Linked DNA regions of Homo sapiens: region 1 is linked to region 2. Evidence: read pairs that join two places in POLR2A ChIA-PET (ENCODE). Cell type or tissue: Caco-2. All regions are shown on one strand. Each heading gives the region's core, and the rest is flanking DNA. Links, peaks and the distances in the headings are about the cores only.

Region 1 (4,386 bases), core at 177-4,176, 83 kb after region 2:
CAACCCTTATGATAAATCCAAAACCAAAAACAACAGAGTTCAAGGCCGGGCGCAGTGGCTCACACCTGTAATCCCAGCGCTTTGGGAGGCCCAGGCAGGCGGATCACCTGAGGTCGGGAGTTCGAGACCAGCCTGACCAACATGGAGAAGCCCCGTCTCTACTAAAAATACAAAATTAGCTGGGTGTGGTGGCGCATGCCTGTAATCCCAGCTGCTCGGGAGGCTGAGACAGGAGAATCGCTTGAACCTGGGATGCGGAGGTTGCGGTGAGCCAAGATCACGCCATTGCACTCCAGCCTGGGTAACAAGAATGAAACTCCGCCTCAAAACAAAACAAAACAAAACAAAAACAAAAACAACAGATTTCAAACCATGACCTAACCTTTGACAACCTGTACAAGATCTAGCCCTTGGCTACCTGATACTACCATTCCCACCATCCTCCCTCCTTCTGTAGTCCAACCACACTGATTTTTCTCTGTTCTTCCAGTACAATGGTTTTCCCAGTACAGTACAGGGGTAATTATGTCATACCTCTTTTCCTTTCTTTCCCCGAGACATATGGCAATGTCTGATTTTCACAGCTGAGAGGGTGCTACTGGCATCTAGTGGATAGAGGCCAGGTATGCTGCTGAATACCCTACAATGCACAGGACAGCACCCACTAGAATCATCTGTCCTAAAGTTTGTAATGCCAACGTTGAGAAACCCCGTTCCTGACCATCAAGTTCCCTTCTGTCTAAAGGCCTTCACACACCCTGTTCTCTCTCCCTGAAATACTCAATGCCCCCTTCTCCCATGGATATATCCTACTCAACCTACAGGCTTCACCTTAAATGTTGCCTCCTCAGAGGAGCTTTACTGGATCAACACCAATTCTGGTTCTAAGCTAGATTCCCCTGATTATAAACTTTAATAAATACTCTGTGCTTTTCTTTCATAGTTCTTATCAAGAATTTTTTTTTTTTTTTTTTTTTGAGACGGAATCTCACTCTGTCACCTAGGCTGGAGTGCAGTGGTGCAATCTTGGCTCACTACAACCTCCACCTCCTGGGTTCAAGCAATTCTCCTGTCTCAGCCTTCCAAGTAGCTGGGACTACAGGCACGCGCCACCATGCCTGGCTAATTTTTGTATTTTTAGTAGAGACAGGGTTTCACTATGTTGGCCAGGCTGGTCTTGAACTCCTGACCTCGTGATCTGCCTGCCTCGGCCTCCCAAAGTGCTGGGATTACAGGTGTGAGCCACCGCACCTGGCCTCATCACCAATGCTAAACACACAGAAACAACTGTGGATTTTGGTCACTACTGTTTTTCCAGCACCCAAAACATGCTATCTACATAGCCGGTCATCAATAAATATCTGGGATAAACCCCTCTATATTGGGACAATGTTTGTGGCACGCTTCCAATGTCCATCATATCTACTTTTTTTTTTATCACACTTAGAGTGCAAAACATTTTTATAAATAATGAACACCTGTGTACCCACCATACAGGTTAAAATACTTAACATTAATAGTGGCCAGACCCAGTGGCTCACACCTGCAATCCCAACACTTTGGGAGGCCAAAGCAGGAGGACTGCTTGAGCTCAGGAGTTCAAGAACAGCCTTGGCAACTTGGTGAAACCCCATCTCTACAAAAAATACAAAAATTAGCCAGTGCCTTTGGACTGTAGGATGAGGAAAAAAAAAAAAAATACAATTAGCCAGGCATTATAGCTACAGTCCCAGCTACTTGGGAGATTGAGGTGGGAGGATGGCTTGAGCCTGGGAAGTGGAGGTTGCAGTAAGCCAAGGTTGTGCCTCTGCACTCCAGCCTAGGCGACAGAGCCAGACCCTGTCTCAAAAAAGAAAAGAATATTAACAGTACCTCAGAATCTCCCAGTAAGCCTACGCACAGGTGGAAACAACTCTCTCCTCTCCTCCTGACAGTGATAACAAACATTCTGAGTTAGTTTTGCCTGCTTTGAGCCTTCTATAAATGTAATCATACTGTATTCTTCTGCGACTTCTTTCAAGTTCACATTTTTTCTGCTATAGAGTATTGTGTGGCTTAACAATTTGTTTATCCATTCAACTACTGATGGCTACCTGGGTTATCTCCTCATTGGACTACTATGAACAATTCTATTAATATACTTACACAGATTTCCTGCGGCAAAACTGAGGGTAAATACTCAAGCAAAAATCCTTAGTCAAAGGGTATGTATAATAACCAATTGTATTCAGCAATGCCGAGTGCTTTCCAAAATATATGTGCTATTTACACTATAAGCAATTCCACATTCCTGTCAAAACTTGGCAGCAAGTTTTTTTCTTTATTAATCTGATGTGTATACATTATCTCACTATGGTTTCGATTAGATTTCCTGCATTATTGATGAGTTTAAACATATTTTCATGTTTATGGACATACATACTTCCCTAGTATCTCTTCCCTTTCCTCTTTTTTTTGTTTTTGAGACAGGGTCTTGCTATGTTGCCCAGGCTGGAGTACAGTGGTGCGATCATAGCTCACTGCAGCCTTGAACTCCTGAGTTCAAGCGATCCTCTTGCCTGTCTTCCAAGTAGCTGGGACTACAGAAATGCACCACCATGCACGGCCAATTTTTATTATTTTTTGTAGAAACAGGGTCTCCCTATGTTGCCCAGGCTGGTCTCAAACTCCTAGCTTCAAGCCAACCTCCCGCCTCAGCCTCCCAAAGTACTGGGATTACAGGCAGGAGCCATTGGGTTCAGCCCATCTTTCCTCAAACATTTCTTCTTTCACCTTGCAGATGTGTGCAAAATATTTTCGTTTTGCCATGTCAATTCCATTTCCATCCTTCTCTACCTGGCTCTATGCTTAAATAGGCTGACCTTTACAGCCTCCACCAAGACTCCCCTTGCCCTCTAGATTCTGGTGAGTTCAGTTCATAGGGAGCATGAGCAGAAAACCAGGAGATGGAAGTAAAGCATCCTTGGGGTGTTTATTTCCAAATGCCTCCCTAGGAGGATGGTTACAGTTACAGTTTTCTCTCACTACCATAGTACTCTTCAACAACAGCAGCTACTCTTTTCTAGTTCCTGTACCCACTCCCTCCCTCTGCTTCCTTGGGGTTTAGAAATGATAAAGTCTTCCCCAACTGCTGATAGGTATGAGGCACTCAACCTTTCCTTGTTAAGTTTTCCTTAACCCTGATCAGACTGCTGTCTGCTGTCAACAGCCCCTTTATTAAACTCAATTCAATTACATTTGAGTATGCCATCTGTTTCCTGCCAGGACACTGACTGATATAAAGTATGTGATTAGAACCCACTAATGGTCAGCCACAGTGATTCATGCCTGTAATCTCAGCATTTTGCCAGGCCAAGGTGGGAGGATCATGCAAGTCCAGGAGTCTGAAACCAGCCTGGACAACATGGCAAGACCCTGTTTCTCTATAAAAAATAAAAAACTTAGCTAGGCGGCCAGGCGTGGTGGCTCACATCTGTAATCCCAGCACTCTGGGAGGCCGAGGCGGGTGGATCACGAGGTCAGGAGATCGAGACCATCCTGGCTAATACGGTGAAACCCCGTCCCTACTAAAAATACAAAAAAATTAGCGAGGCATGGTGGCAGGTGCCTGTAGTCCCAGCTACTTGGGAGGCTGAGGCAGGAGAATGGTATGAACCCGGGAGGCGGAGCTTGCAACGAGCCGAGATCGCGCCACCGGACTCCAGCCTGGGCGACAGAGCGAGACTCTGTCTCAAAAGAAAAAAAAACTTAGCTAGGCATGGTTTTGAGTGTCTACAGTCCCAGCTACTCGGGAGGCTGAGGTGGGAGGACTGCTTGAGCCTGGGAGGCTGAGGCTGCAGTGAGCTATGATCACACCACTGCACTCCAGTCTGGAAGACACAGCAAGACCCTGTCTCAATAAAAAACAAACAAAGAAACAAAAACCCCACTAGTACTGCCAGACATGACAAATAAAAAAGAACTAGCTAGGAGATAGAAAGGAGTCAGAGTAAATTATTGAAACAAAGAAAGAACAAGAACTTTGAAACCAGAGAGACAGGTGTGAATCTTGGCCCCATCAAGTACTGGCTATTGTAGCACAAACTGCTGCTGAGCTAGCTACCAAGCTATTCCCTCCCTCTTCTCTCTTGCCAGCCTGTCTCTTTTGAGACTTAAATACAAAGGAAGATACTCTCTTTCTCAGCCCCCGCTGCAGCTCTGGGTGGTTATGTAAGCCAAGGTCTAGCCAATAACATGTAAAGATAAAGGGTGGAGCTTTCTATTTTATGCTTCAAGAAAGATTTTTCCAGATATGCTTCTGGAAAGATTTTCTTAGCCTGCTTTGATAAGTATTCCCTCACTCTGAATACAGTCACATTTTTTCACAACTCAGGGGACAGCAAAGCT
Region 2 (4,386 bases), core at 230-4,229:
GTTTGCAGTGAGCCGAGATCACACCACTGCACTTCAGCCTGAGTGACAGAACAAGACTCTGTCTCAAAAAAAAAAAAAAAAGGTGATTATAAGTGAGATGTATTATATTTCTTTGTCCTTAAGAAAAGTAAGCACAAAGCCACAGTCAAGAAGGGTATAGCCAGCAGAGGGACTGTCTTGGGCAAAGGTGTGAGCCAAGCACTGGGCTTGCTGGTGTGTCTGGGCTGGGTGAGAGACACAGGTGTTGGGAACCCAGGCTCTATGAGTGGGGCTGGGAGAGCAATGGCAGGTCACTAAGGCCCAGCAAGCCCTGATCACCAGGCTGACCCGTGTGGGTATGACACTAAGAAGATGAGAGCCAGTGAAGGCTTTGGAGCGGGGTAGAGGCGATGTCGGGCATCAGAAAGACCTGACCTCTCCTACTGGGTGGCTGGGGTTGAGACACAGGGGAGGGGGCTGTAGCCAAGGCACCCCCGGCTGGCTCAGCCACCCGGGAGGGAGAGGGGAGCCTGAGCCCAGAATACTGGAGATTTCTCCTCGGCCGAGGATGTGGGAAGGACTGCAGGGCTCTCGTGGGCCAAACCTCCCACTTTTATAGGAGGAAGCATTCTTTACCCAGGTGCAGGGAAGAAGGAAGGGAATTCCAAACAAGACAGAAACTCCAGTCAGTGTGTCCGCCCACTTGGGGGAAGCAAACCTCTGTGCAGAGGGAATGAGGCTCCACCAGGCAGCCAGGGCTGCCTACCCAGCAGGCACAGGGGACACCATGCCCAGAGCCCACCACGTGCTCAGGGGCCCCCAAAGGCTGGCTTGCTCTTTCTTCTTCCTTCCTTCCTTCCTTTCTTTCCTTCCTTCCTTCCTCCCTCCCTGTCTCTCTCTCTCTTTCTTCCTTCCTTCTTTTCTTCTCTTTCTTTCCCTTCCTTCCTTCCTTCCTCCTTCCCTCCCTCCTCCTCCTCCTCCTCCTCTTCCTTCTTCCTCTTCCTCTCTCTCTCTCTCTTTCTTTCAGACAGAGTCTCGCTCTGCTGCCCAGGCTGAAGTGCAATGGTGCGGCCTCAGCTCACTGCAACCTCCACCTCCCAAGTTCAAGCAATTCTCCTGCCTCAGCCTCTGAATAGCTGGGATTACAGGTGCCCACCACCACGCCCGGCTAATTTTTATATTTTTTAGTAGAGACAGGGTTTCACCATGTTGGCCAGGCTGGTCTCGAACTCCTGACCTCAGGTGATCCACCTACCTGGGCCTCCCAAAGTGCTGGGATTACAGGTATGAGCTATCATGCCTGGCCCCATTTCTTTTAAAATCAGAAGGAAAAAATATATATAACTTTTAGGCCAAAAATGTCTTCATGTATATTAATAGATTCATCTTTTCCCAATGTAACCATAAATATCATTTTTTAAAATTATTATTATTTTAGAAACAGGGTCTCACTCTGACGCCCAGGCTGAAGTGCAGTGGTACGATCTTAGCTCACTGCAGCCTCCAATTCCTGGGCTCAAGCGATCCTCCCACATCAGCTTCTTGAATGTGACCTCAGGCAGAAGTCACCGTGCCTGGCTAATTTTTAATTTAATTTTTTTTTTTTTGGTAAAGATGGGTTCTCATTATGTTGCCCAGGCCGGTCTTGAACTCCTGGCCTCAAGTGATCCTCCTGCCTTGGCCTCCTAAGGTGCTGGTATTATAGGATTGAGCCACCAAGCCCGGCCCGAATATAATTTTTAATTTTTTTTTTGAGACGGAGTTTCACTCTTGTTGCCTAGGCTGGAGTGCAGTGGCACGATCTCGGCTGACCGCAACCTCCACCTCCCGGGTTCAAGAGATTCTCCTGCCTCAGCCTCCTGAGTAGCTGGGATTACAGGCATGCACCACCACACCCAAATAATTTTCTATTTTTAGTAGAGACAGGGTTTCTCCACATTGGTCAGGCTGGTCTTGAACTCCCGACCTCAGGTGATCCTCCCACTTTGGCCTCATAAAGTGCTGGGATTACAGGCATGTGCCACCGCACGTGGCCTAATTTTCTAATTTTTTTTTTTTTAACGGAAGAAGGACCCCAGGAAGTCAAAAGTGCCTACAACCCATGAAAGTCTAAATGAGGACAATGGAGGCTGGGCGTGGTGGCTCACTCCTGTAATCCCAGCACTTTGGGAGGCCAAGGTGGGCGGATCACCTGAGGTCAGGAGTTCGAGACCAGCCTGGCCAACATAGTGAAACCCTGTCTCTACTAAAAAACACAAAAATTAGTCGGGTGTGGTGGCGGGCACCTATGATCACAGCTACTCAGGAGGCTGAGGCAGGAGAATCGCTTGAACCTAGGAGGCAGAGGCTGCAGTGGGCTGAGATCGCACCACTGCACTCCAGCCTGGGGGACAGAGTGAGACCCCGTCTCAAACAAACAAAACAAAACAAAATGAGGATGATGGGGCTTCCAATGGCAACTCGAGACATTAGTTTACTCCAGAGTCATGGAGACAGTGAATGGAGTGTGTGTGTGTGTGTGTGTGCGTGTGTGTGTGTGTGTGTGTTTGTGTGCGTGTGTGTGAGTGAGAGAGACAGAGAGGAAGAAGGGAGGGAGGGACGGTTACAGGAGTGTGGGAAAGTCAACAGGAAAAGGAGGGAAGGTTCGCTGTGAACTGACAGTAACTGTGACCTCACAGGCATGTGCGGAGTCCCCGCCCCACCAGGCACTGTGCCAAGGCCAGTACCTTCATGTCATGAGACCCTCTCAGCAACTCTATAACCTTGTCCCCACCAGAATATTCCTTTCACAGCTGAGAAAACAACAGCACAAAGAGGATGAATTAAAAATTGTCTAACATGCTGGGCGCAGTGGCTCACGCCTGTAATCCCAGCACTTTAGGAAGCTGAGGCAGGTGGATTATCTGAAGTCAGAAGTTTGAGACCAGCCTGGCTAACATGGTTGAAACCCTGTCTCTACTAAAACTACAGAAATTAGCCAGGCGTAGTGGCAGTCACCTGTAATCCCAGCTACTCGGGAGGCTGAGGCACGAGAGTCGCTTGAATCCAGGAGGTGGAGGTTGCAGTGAACCGAGATCACACCACTGCACTCCAGCCTGGGTGACAGAGTGAGATCCTGTCTCAAAAAAAAAAAAAAAAAATTATCTGACGTGACACAATCGTGGGGCATGATTTGAATCTGGGCATCTGACTCTACAAGCTGACTCAGCCCTTCTGTGACATTGCTTCCCAGGGCCTGAACCCCAAAGTAGCACCTGAGGTTTTTCCTTGCATGGGTGCCCAAGGAAATGGTGATAGAACTGACTGAAAAGGGGCCGGGTATTATAGCTCATGCCTGTAATCCCAGCATGTTGGGAGACCGAGGCAGGAGGATCACATGAAGCCAGAAGTTCAAGACCAGCCTAGGCAACATCTCAAGACACTATCTCTAGAAAAAATTAAAAATTAGCCAGGCATGGTGGTGGGCGCTTATAGTAGCAGCTACTCAGGATGCTGAGGCTGGAGAATCACTTGAACCCGGGAGGCAGAGTCTGCAGTGAACTGAGATTGTGCCACTGCACTCCAGCCAAAAAAAAAAAAAGAATTGACTGAAAAGGGGCTGGGTGTGGCAGCTCATGCATATAATCCTGGCACTCTGGGAGGCCGAGGCAGGAGGATACATTGAGGCCAGGAGTTCGAGACCAGCCTAGGCAACGTCTCAAGACACCATCTCTACAAAAAATAAAAAATTATCCAGGGCCGGGCACGGTGGTTCATGCCTGTAATACCAGCACTTTGGGAGACCAAGGCGGGCAGATCTCTTGAGGTCAGCATTTCGAGACCAGCCTGGCCAACATGATGAAACCCCATCTCTACTAAAAAATACAAAAATTAGCCAGGCCTCGTGGCACACGCCTGTAGTCCCAGCTACTCCGAAGGCTGAGGTGCGAGAATCACTTGAACCCGGGAGGTGGAGGTTGCAGTGAGAAGAGATGGCACCACTGCACTCCAGCCTGGGCGACAGAGCAAGACTCCATCTCAAAAAAAAAAAAAAAACAACAAAAACACTTAGCCAGGCGTGGTGGTGGGCTCGGGCTCTGTAGTCTCAGCTACTTGGGAGGCTGAGGTGGGAGGATCATTTGAACCTGGGAGATCGAGACTGCAGTGAGCCATGATTGCACCACCGCACTCCAGCCTGGGCAACAGAGTGAGACCCTGTCTGAAAAAAGAAAAAAAAGCACCTGTTTCTGCGGGGATGTCAGGGGCCTCCTTGCAGGCCTGGCCCCACCCCCAGGCCCACACCCAGGCCCTGGTTCCACAGATCATGGCACATGGCAGGCAGGAGAAGGGACAAAGAGGAATAGAGGGAGGAGGAGGCCCGGAGCTCCAGGATAATACAGTGGGGGGACAACAGAACCCCAAATGGCC

Evidence for each region. ChIA-PET counts read pairs that join two places held together with the same protein. Peaks named below come from ENCODE experiments on the same cell type or tissue, not always from the same donor. Only the 100,000 strongest peaks of a DNase experiment are listed, where the experiment ranks them.
Region 1: POLR2A ChIA-PET joins it to region 2 with 8 read pairs; 4 of 35 experiments call an interaction of 5 or more read pairs at or near these places.

The regions. Positions count from the first base shown.
Region 1 is chr7:73,500,932-73,505,317 of GRCh38, forward strand. All of the region lies in intron 3 of BAZ1B (bromodomain adjacent to zinc finger domain 1B), which reads right to left. Among named protein-coding and RNA genes, the nearest start is that of BAZ1B, 19 kb to the right of the region's middle. In Caco-2, for the core only: no CTCF peak of the experiment used is centred there; no DNase peak of the experiment used is centred there.
Region 2 is chr7:73,417,637-73,422,022 of GRCh38, forward strand. No RefSeq gene overlaps it. Among named protein-coding and RNA genes, the nearest start is that of FZD9, 14 kb to the right of the region's middle. In Caco-2, for the core only: no CTCF peak of the experiment used is centred there; a DNase peak (open chromatin) is centred at 2,599.